2 separate regions of the Homo sapiens genome follow, and region 1 is linked to region 2. The links are chromatin contacts, found by Hi-C or POLR2A ChIA-PET in ENCODE. All regions are on one chromosome and are shown on one strand. The core of a region is the stretch at or near the end of the contact, and the rest is flanking DNA. Distances in the headings are between cores, read along the strand shown.

Region 1 (4,780 bases), core at 945-3,444, 290 kb after region 2:
TTAATTTGTATACTCCTAACATACCCCAGAGGGAGAAATTTGAGGCACAGAGAGGTTAAATGCATCACTGAAGGACACATGACTTTCAGATGGCAAATCTAGGGTTCACACTCTTAACTCCTGGGCAGTATACTACCTCTAACTGCATCGAACACTGTATGAAAGGTAATCTATAAAGCATCCTATCAAAAGGGGAGGGTGAGGAGCACAGGGAACTGATCACTGAGGCAAGCCCTGGAGTCTGAAAAGCAGATAACGCAAAGTACACTTTGAGCTGTAGGGAACTTGGGTGAAAGTACAGTGTGATAACGCTATAAGGGGCTTCTGGGGGCATCAAATGGCTGAAGAGGAAGGGGTACGAGAGGGGTGAAAGAAGCTGAGGCTGGAAAGATGCGGTGTGGCCTGACTCTGAAGAGTTTTGCTGCTGGCCTAAGAATTTGGGCCACGAACCTATCCGTAAGATCTAGAGAGCCAATGAATGTTTTTAAACCAAGAAATGATATCAAATTTCAATTTTTAGAAAAATATCTCTGGAAACTGTATAAAGTATAGTCCAAAGGGTGAGAGAAGCAGGCAGAAAAAATAGAGACAGAAAGTTGAGTCACGGTGCTACTACAATAGTCTGGAAGGGAAAGGACCTATACTTAGGATACGATAGAATACTAAGAAGCAAAAGGGCATAGGAGATGCTGCTGATTTAAATGGACTGAGTAGATGTGAAAGGTTACGGAAAATGGGGAGTGAAAGACAAGTTTAGGATTTCCAGCTTGCCAACTTGGTGCAAGGGCCATTCCCAAGATCCAGAAGCCACAGTCAGTGGGGATGAGAAGGTAAACGGTAAATACAGTGTGGAACATGCTGAGTTTGAGGTGTTCTCATGACAACCAGATAGACAGGGATGTCCAGCAGGCTGACAGATCAAAAGATTTGCTTGGAGATAGAGATTTGGAAGTTTTCTGTGCAGAAGTGGAAGATGAAGGCATTATTAATGAGACAACATACAGAGAATTGTTAAATTGAGAAGACTGAAGCCAGAACCTGAGAAACCTCAACATCCAGTAAAAGAGATGATAAAGAGGTGGACAGTTCATCAGAAAAGTCAAAGACAAGTATCACAGAGAGAAACCTGGGGGAACTAAGAAGGGTTTGAGTGAAGGGGTGAGGTCTGATGAAAGAAGAGTAAAGATACCAGAAACTGAGATTCACCGCTTCCCCAAAATTAGCTGTGATAGAAGACTGGGCATTTGCTTAAGCGGGGAAGATCTAGAAAACAAGATTTCTTTTTAGGAAGGGGCAACTTAAGCATGTTTGTAGGCACAAGGAAGGAATCAAGTACAAGAGAAAAGTGAGACAGCAGTAATAGGCTAACGATGCAAAATACTGTTAAGTGATGGGAAAGGAATGGGGTAAAAGAACACACACCTAAGAGGTAGTCCTGACTCTCTGAAATAGAAGAGGAGGAGAAGTAAAAACATAAGTTTCCACAAGAGAGAAAAGCAACCAGCATTTAGTGGAAAATCTTCAAATATTTTCTGAGCAAAATGCACTGTGTCTACATCGATCGGCTGTACATAACGGGCCCTGCCGACAGGCTTCATTACTCTTCACCACTGAAAGTCTTCTTTCTTCCCCCCTCTCTCCTTTCTCAGCTTTGTTTTTGTTTTTGAGATACAGTCTTGCTCTGTCACCCAGAGTGGAGTGCAGTGGCATAATTTTGACTCACTGCAGCTTCCACCTCCTGAGTTCAAGTGATTCTCATGCCTCAGCCTCCCGAGTAGCTGGGATTATGGGCATGCACCACCACACCAGGTTAATTTCTGTATTTTTAGTAGAGATGGGGTTTCGCCATATTGCCCAGGCTCATCTCAAATTCCTGGCCTCAACTGATTCGCTTGCCTCGGAGTCCCAAAATCCTTGGATTACAGGTGTGAGCCATTGCGCCTGGCATCTTTCTCAGCTTTCTCCTAAACACCAACCCTTCCTCGCCTATGCCTTAGACCCAGAGACCATGAACTCCCTGAGAAACTGCCATGCACCATGCACTGTGCTGTGCTAGGCACTGGGATGTGGGGAGAAGAGACACAATCTAAAAAAAAAAAAAAAAAAAGGGTGGGGGGGCTTGCTGACTAACAGCGAAAGGGAGTCACGTATCACGTTGCCAATGACAACATGCTGTGACATGTGTGGGAGCCAGAGGAACAGATACAATGTGAGTGAAGAATGTCAGGACAGTTACCTTGAAGAAGTGAAGCCTGTGCTGAGCCTCAAAGGTAAGCAGGGGGACGCAGTGAAACAAACAAGAGGAAAAGGAATCAACTAATTTTTAGTGGTGGAAACAGCTAAAAACTGTTACTTTATGACTACATACAGGGTAAGTCATGATACATAGTATGCCAAAGCCCCATGGCCAAGGAGAACTAAAAGGCTGAAACACAAGCATGAGGAAAGACGATGCTGGAAAGATGGGCAGGGCAATGTGGGGGGAGTGCAACAAGTATCGATAATTTTCCAGGTTTTGTTAAAGAATTTAAACTTTATTTTTGGCAACAGGAAGACATTTAATGATTGTAAGCAAGCAAGAGATATGCTCAGATTTGCATCTTTGCAAACCATCTTTGAAAACCACATCAGGGTGGAAAGAAAGAGAAGACTCGGACAAGAAGACCAGTTAAGAGGCTATTACAGTTGCGGGAGAAAATGGGGCAGCCATAGAGGGAATGGGGAAGAAGGGACAGAACTGAGTCATAGACTCTCTGAGTTGGTCAAATGCATGAATGTAGGTACCATCCAATGAGACAGTAAGAAGGGGAGGTTTGGAGGAAAAAATGAAAAGGTGGTATAGAGTTCAGCTTGGGTCATGCTGCATTTAACGTATTGCAGCCTTTTATATGGGCTTGGGTCAGGCCTGGGTTCATACATAAGTGACGTTAGAAGCGAAGGGTACTGGTAAAAGAGTTCCGCAAAGGGGAGAAGGGAAGACACAGAGAGAGCAAATCTGAGAGAAACAGGGAAAGGAGAAGAGGGGGAGAAGGTGAACCTGTAACCCTGAGCATTACCAACCGGACTGCATGATGAGTGGGCAAAACTGGCCACATGGGCGGAAGAAAAGCAGAGAGAGCAATGAGAGAGGTCAAGAGAAGAGTGTCAATGAGCAGGATGACAACAGGGGTCAAATGGTAGTGAAGACTGAACATGCAATGGGAGATGTAGTGATGAAGCAATGATTGAGCTCCCGGGCAGTGACTAGAAGTGAAGAACAGAAAGAAAAAAGACAGGAAACTATGTTTTCCAGAAGCTTACCATGATAAGAAGGAAAGTGAAAGGAGTAGCTAGACAGGGTAAAAAGGACTGACAACACAGTTTTTCTTCTTTAAAGGTGGAAGGGACAATACTCAAATGTTTAATGAAAATGACTAATGGCCAAGCACTATTCTCAGTGAGTGCTAGGTATGTAAAGAAAGAAAAAGAAACAATCTTGCTTTGGAAGAGAAAGGCAACAAAAGCATTCATTTTAAAAATAATAATAAATAAAAAGATACAAATGAGCCGACCAAGTGGTCTCTGGATTTCTCTAGATGACTGCTCATGCTTCTTCCACCTTTTCTCTGAGCGAGGTTAGAGGTGAACTATGCACTAAGATGGGATCCTCCTGCCCGCAAATTACATGAAAAGTTTTGATTGTGTGCATCTGCACATTCTCTCAAGAGTAAGCCATGGCTCTCCTTCATCCAATTAGTAAAGCACTGCCTGACTTTACAAAGGTCAGAAGCACAAATTTAGATTTTCAGAGGAGTCCATCAGGATATATTTACATGCCAACAAATCAATTCAACCAACAGATTGAGAATTCAAATAAGCCTCCACAAGGACAAACCTCTGGTTTTTCAGCAAATTTCTCTTTTTATTCTTGTGTATGCTTCTGTTTCAAATGATCATAGCAAACACTGAAAAGATGACCAAATCCAGGGTTGTATCCTTCTTTGGGGTACTCGGAAAAGAAAACAAGAAGAAGAAGAGAATGTAGTCTATGTAGTCTACTCAGAAATACTAAAACAAAAACCTATAGGAGCTTACATTCTAGCAGTGAAAGCCAAGCAATAAATAAGTAAATGAAGCACATAAAGAATAAAACAAAACGTGAAAGTGACATACAATTCGTACAATAAGAGGTGATATAGAAAAAACTGGATCAGAGTCCAAGAATACTCAGGAAAGGTTAATACAAGTAGTGAGCTTTCAAACAGTAACAAGAGGTTTCATTAATTAAATATTCAGGAGCCCATAGGAACAAAGTACCAGTAGGTGCTGTGGGAAATACAAGCTGGTTCCTGTCCTCAAGGGGCTTTCTATCTCTCTTCTTCAGCTAAAATAAACTTAAGTTCTCAAGCTTAGAGCTGGAAGGACCACCTAGAGGTACTGAGTTCAAGCCTCCTTACATCGCAGAGGAGGAAACCAAAGCTAAGGAGGTTAGCCCAAGTGCCTCTAGGTGACAGCAATGCTAGGAACCACAGATTCGCTTTGTAATGCAAAGCACACAGGCTTGGGAGGCTGTAAGACCCGGGTACAAATTCACATTCTGTAAAGTCTTCGCAAAGGCCTTCTGCAAAGGCCTCTCATCTCTAAAATGGAGATGGCCATAACACTGATTTCTCGAGTACGTACCTTTCCATTTCTTCCATTTTTCTACTATATTGTAAATGCTGAGTGATGGAACTAAAAGACTAAAATAGTACCCAGTTAACCCAGAAATGCATAGTTTGCACGACAGGTATTGAGGACA
Region 2 (5,262 bases), core at 882-3,381:
CATACACACACACGTGCATACATCACACACGTGCACACGGAGCTCACATAAACGGGCAGGGTTATTTGGAAAACAGCATGGACGTTCCTGGCACTGATTACGTGCTCAACAAACACTGCCTGTATACAACAGAATCCTGAAGTCACAGACCACGCTGAGGCAGAGGCAGGGGGCCTGGGTTTGGAAAAGCCTCTGCCGCTTCCCAGGAACCAAAGCTCCTGGGAAGGGCAGGAACCCCCTCCTGCCCCCGCAACAAGCTTTTCCCTCTCCCGACCTCCCTCCCACCTGCCCGATCTTGCCCGGGCCCAGGGGCAGTGTCTGCCCTTCCAGACACCCACCTGCAATGTGGACACCTCCACCGGCCCGTTGTCTTGTCCCACCAGGAAAAACTCCACGGTGACCGTCTTCTTCTCCAAGCGCCGAGAGGCACCTGAGCGGTGGGTGAACAGCGGGAAGGCCCGGGCCAGGGCACAGGCGGAAGCAAAGACCTCCGGCTGCTCGCAGACCATCTGTGGCACATAGGGAGACGGCGTGAGGGGTGCAAGGGCCGCCACCAGGGAGTGCAGGGAGCTGCTCTTTGAACGCCTCCGGAACATCAGCTCCCTGGCAGGTGACATCTAGACAGAGATGTCCCACAGCAGCCGCCACCCCATCCCTCAGGTCATCCCCGGAACCATGGGACCACCATTGGTCATGCTCCAAGAGAAATAACACATTGGCCACCAGATGTCAACAGCCTGACCAGCCATGAAAATGAGGGACAGAGGGACAGACACAAAGTGGGCCTCAGGAAATCTAGGTTTGAGTCTCTGATTTGCCACCAAAACTGATCTGGGGCAAATCCCCGCGTCTCTCTGGACCTGTTTCCCTGTCTACAGAGCAGGGATGATAACGTCCACAGCCCTCTGGGCGTGCGCTGCAGTCTGAGCAGGGCTGTGAGCTCCCCAGGCCCGAGCTCACCGCTGCCCGACTAGGAGCACCGTGGCTGCCTCCTCTCGAAGCACTCACCACAATGCAGCGATGCGCTCCGGGCGGCAGGCAGGTCCGCACCAGCCGCGTGATGAAGTGGGCGGCCGAGGGGCTGTTGTGCCGGCTCACCCTGCAGGGCAGGGCAGCCACGGTGGCGTAGTTCAGGTAGAGGGGACAGCTGTCCGTGGGGTTGGGGTTGAGCGTGCTCAGGGCAGCCTGCCAGAGCTAGATCAGAAGGGAGAGACAAGACACAGAGGCTTCAAACAGCGGCCACGTGCCAGGAGGCCCTGCCCTGCAGCCACGGCCACAACCACTCCTGCAGTCCTGGAAGGGCACTGCGCAGCTCCCGGCCACCGTTTTCCCATCCTTAGGGAGATGTGTCGCCTCTCTGCAGAGCTAACTGTCTCTAGGCTGGCTCGCATCCCCCTGGTGGGATGAAGCCACCAAGCCTGGAAGGGCCAGGCTGGGGGCTGCTTTGCTTCCAACACTCGGATAGGGCTTAGGCGGCTTCCACCAGAGAGGGGGCAGGGGCCAGGTGTCCCCAAGGAAAGGCAGCTGGGGACACTGCCATGGGAACTTCTGGAAGCCAGGGCCTGTCGCCAGGCGGGGCCGACGCGCGGCCCTGGGAGCGGCCACGTCTCCCCCCCCGCCGTCCGCAGGTGTCGCGGCCTCGCGGGGCGCAGGGCTGGGCTGACAGGAGGACCACCGCGCCGCACCGGCGACGGGGCCTGGGGCTGGGCCTCCGCGGGCGAGGACTGGCCTGGCGGCTGAGCCCTTCAGGGAGGCGGCCCGGCCTCGTTGGGCCCGGCCCGGCGGCGGCGGGGGTGCGGCGGGCGAGGCGGGGCCTCCGCGGGCCGCCCGGGCCTGGGCTTCCGCGGCGCGGGTCGCATGGCGGCCGGCGGCCCGCTCACCTCCTCGGTGACCCGGGGCTGCAGCTTCCCGCGGACGTGGCTCCAGGGCACGCGGTGCAGGTGGTGCAGCTGCCCGAGCAGCAGCAGGGGCCGGCTCTGTGGGTCCGAGTCCCCCGCGCTCGCCTGGAACTGCAGCCCCACGTTCGCCATCTTCCTGCCGGCCCACGCCCCGGCCCTGCCCGGCCCGGCCCGGCCCGCCGCTCGGCCCCCTTCGCCCCGCTCCGGCCCGGCCTCGGCACCGCCCCGGCCCTGCCCGGCAGCCCGCGGGCCCCGCCTCCCCCGCCGCTCCGGGCTGCTCGCGAGACGTGCAGGGCCCGCCCGGGGCGCGAGGGGGCGCCGGCCAGGCCGGGCGGAAGGGTGCGGGCAGGCCCGGCCGGGCAGGCCCGAAGCCGGCCCCGAGCAGGCCCTGCCGAGTAGGGCCCGCGCGCCCGGCCTCCAGCGGCGCCGCCCCTGGGCCTAGCGGCCCTGCCCAACACGCGGGGCGACGTGGCCCGCCAGGCAGCGCCTCCCGGACGGGCCTGGCCTCCAGTGGGGCCTGGGCCGACGTAGGCCCAAGCCCACCCGACGCAGTTCCGCCCGGTCAGGCCTCAGGCTGGCCCCAAGCAGGTCCCCCGAGGTCCCTTAGCAGCTGCTTTTGATCCCCAGGGACCCCGCACCCTGGCCACCCATCAGTTAGGCCGGAGGGGCCCAGTGACTCTTGGACCTGAGTCAGGTCCTTTTGTCCCACTGCCTGGCATGGTGGGTACAGCGTGGACGGTCACTTCCTCCTCACTTAATCGGAGGTTCCCTGGCGTTTATCAGACCCCGCTCTGCCAGGCACTGCCCTGGATGTGAGAGGGTGACAGGGACGTGGCTTTCCATCCAGGGCACTGCTGCTGGGATGGCCAGTTACAAATCCAGGCACTGCCTGGCTGCATGGGGGGCCTTCCCGCCCACCCCTTTGCAAGAAGGGTCATCTGGCACAGTCTAAGCAGGAAAGGAGGGACGAGATGAGACGAGGAAGGAGCAGGGTGACCTGAGTCACCTCAGTCGCCTTACAGGGGAGGAAAGGCCATCGGGGGTGTGGGGCAGGAGCCGGGTGGTGGAGGAGCCAGGGGTGAGCCTTGAGTGGATGGTGGAGGCGGAGGGTCCCACCCACAGGGTCAGATGCAAGGGTCAGGGAATGACGATGCATTGGGGAAGCTCCACCCAGGAGTCATTTAAAAGCAAAAATCTGTTACCCAACATCCTGATTGCTCAAGGGCCTTTGGTTGGTACCCTCCTCTGTTACCTCCATGTAGTTCCATAAGCCACTCCTGTTATTTTGAGTTTCTTCTTCATAACCAGCCTAAAAATGAAAAAAAAAAAAAAAAAAAAAGAAAAGAAAAAAAGAAAAAAAAGCACTGTCAACTCCCTGGCGTGGTGTGAGAGGTTTTCCACCACTGACCTCCCAGCTGGCCCCCTAGCTCCCTAACTTGTAGCCCCGGGAGCCACAAGCCAGGCTTTCACCTTCCCTGTCCACAGGCTCCAGGTCTGTCTGCTCAGCTCTGAGCCATGGTCCCTGGCCCCTTGGAAACACCACAGACTAGAGCTTCAGCATCCTGAAGGCAGGTCTTTTTGACTTTTTGTTGTTTTTTTTTCCTCCAGTTCCTGGCACAGAGCAGGCACTCAAAAAAAAAAAAAAAAAAAAAAAAAAAAAAAAAAAAAGCTGTTGAATGACTGAAAGGCATTCCTTTGAAACCCTCAGCTTTCCCGACATAAAAGTCAACGCTAATTGGATCTTATTTTCTTCAAAAGATTTTACAGCAGCTGAATGTTTTCACACATTGGTAAAGGGTACTAACAGTGTGTATGAAGATCTCTCACTCTTTTTTCTGTTTGCAAATACGTTGCAGACAGGCACACGGCACTCCAGAGGACTGAGACAGCTGGAGGATCTTCCTAGAGGGTGAGAGACTAAGGCCATGCCCTGACAGATGTAATAGGACTTCCACAGGCGAAGAGATTGAGAAAGAAGGCCTTCCACGTGGGAGAAGTCCTGGGAGGAAACACAGACGCAGAATATGTCCAGCAGGCTCTGAAACCTGTGTGGTTAGAACAGAAGGTTCCTGGAAAATAGGAGTGGGTGAGGAGATCGACTGGGGAGCCTGGCTCACTCTATAGAATTTTGCAAACTGAAGAGGGATCCAAGAAGCATTTCAGAAAGCCAGATCTAGCAGGTTTGTGTACAAGGAGTTGGAAATGAGATAAACTGTTGGTGGAGAGGTCATTTTGGAGATGTTTTTCTTTTAGAATTCTTTCATATTTAAGAATAGACTGAATAACCCTGACAGTCCCCAGAAAGGATGAACAAAATGATTCAATTCAACCAACATTTGTTGAGCACTTAGTGTACACAAAGCAAGAGAAAACGTTAGATGCTTGTTAAAAGCAAATATTGGTGATTCTGGTTTTAAGCCACCCCCGAATTGAAGAAATCCAAACTAAACAGAACGCTAAGGAATTATTCCACTTCAAATGCCTGCCAATTTCCTCAAGATTCAGCTTGTGACAGATACAAATACATTCCAGGAAAGTACTTTCCCTTTTTCACTGCTGACTTTACAGACTTTAACATAAATAAGACAGGCAGCACTTTGTTTAGATAAATTTTTATGAAGGTATTAATCCATGGCTTACTATATATTTCACTGTCAATGAAAAATTCAACTCTATTTAATTTTCCTTAAAAAATGAAAGTTTAAAACAAATTACCAGATCTTTAATGCAACCCAAAAATCAACTTATGTTTTTGATGGCTTGAAACCTATTCCACATTCAATTGGATGTTCAGACTTTGCTCCAAAGTTGAAGAAAAGATTAAAAACTTCTGGGACAAATCAGAATAAAGCTCCTAGAACTTACTAGGATGTTTTTTGGTACAGTTCACATTCTAGGACACATTTCTGAAATCCTATCTTGTAAGATGGCTCTAGGTGTTTGAAATCTACATTTATATGTTAATTTCATGTCAGACTTCACCCCTATAAAACCTAATGCCTGCTTAGACTCAGCTGATTGCCACGAGGCTCTCAGATTCCATTATATCCGATACTTCAAAGAAACATTTCCTCGGTGCATCTGCTTCGTATTTTCTAGCATTTTCATTCATTCATTCATTTGACATACATTTGTTGAACATCAGTTCTGAAAAGCTACAGGACCCGTGAGGCTTTGGGGACGCAATAGCGTGTGTGTGTGTGTGTGTGTTTGTGCATGTGCACGCATATGTGTGTGTGGCCAGGAGGAGGAAGGGGAAGCAAGTAGAACAGTAAAATCCAGAGATCCAGTCACTGGGAGAAGATTGAGTTAGGGAAGGCCCCTTGGACTACGATGAGACTTTTGAGTTGGGCCTGGAGGGATC

Evidence for each region. Hi-C counts contacts between places; a loop is a spot of excess contacts on that map. ChIA-PET counts read pairs that join two places held with the same protein, here RNA polymerase II (POLR2A). Pooled maps may share reads with other maps.
Region 1: a pooled map shows a loop between it and region 2 (2.7-fold over the local background). The contact joins the enhancer-like site here to the promoter of NPEPL1 in region 2. A Hi-C loop is called at or near these places in 1 of 37 single-sample maps with no recorded cell type and 4 of 50 pooled maps. POLR2A ChIA-PET finds 5 or more read pairs at or near these places in 3 of 52 experiments (K562, WTC11 and naive thymus-derived CD4-positive, alpha-beta T cell).

The regions. Positions count from the first base shown.
Region 1 is chr20:58,399,890-58,404,669 of GRCh38, reverse strand. The region is part of intron 1 of VAPB (VAMP associated protein B and C); the gene reads right to left. Among named protein-coding and RNA genes, the nearest start is that of VAPB, 13 kb to the right of the region's middle. Within about 2 kb of position 2,194, at least 2 of the 41 ENCODE cell types and tissues checked have a DNase peak (open chromatin) inside an H3K27ac peak, as active enhancers do.
Region 2 is chr20:58,689,669-58,694,930 of GRCh38, reverse strand. It overlaps NPEPL1 (aminopeptidase like 1), which reads right to left and starts at 2,131. Exons shown (of 12, transcript NM_024663.4): 1 at 1,881-2,131; 2 at 1,009-1,194; 3 at 339-509. The coding sequence starts at 2,030. It overlaps STX16-NPEPL1 (STX16-NPEPL1 readthrough (NMD candidate)), which reads right to left. Exons shown (of 23, transcript NR_037945.1): 9 at 3,704-3,897; 10 at 3,369-3,526; 11 at 3,151-3,207; 12 at 1,009-1,194; 13 at 339-509. RefSeq lists enhancers at 1-552, 1,993-2,698 and silencers at 1,616-1,705, 1,726-1,805, 1,836-1,995, 2,006-2,495.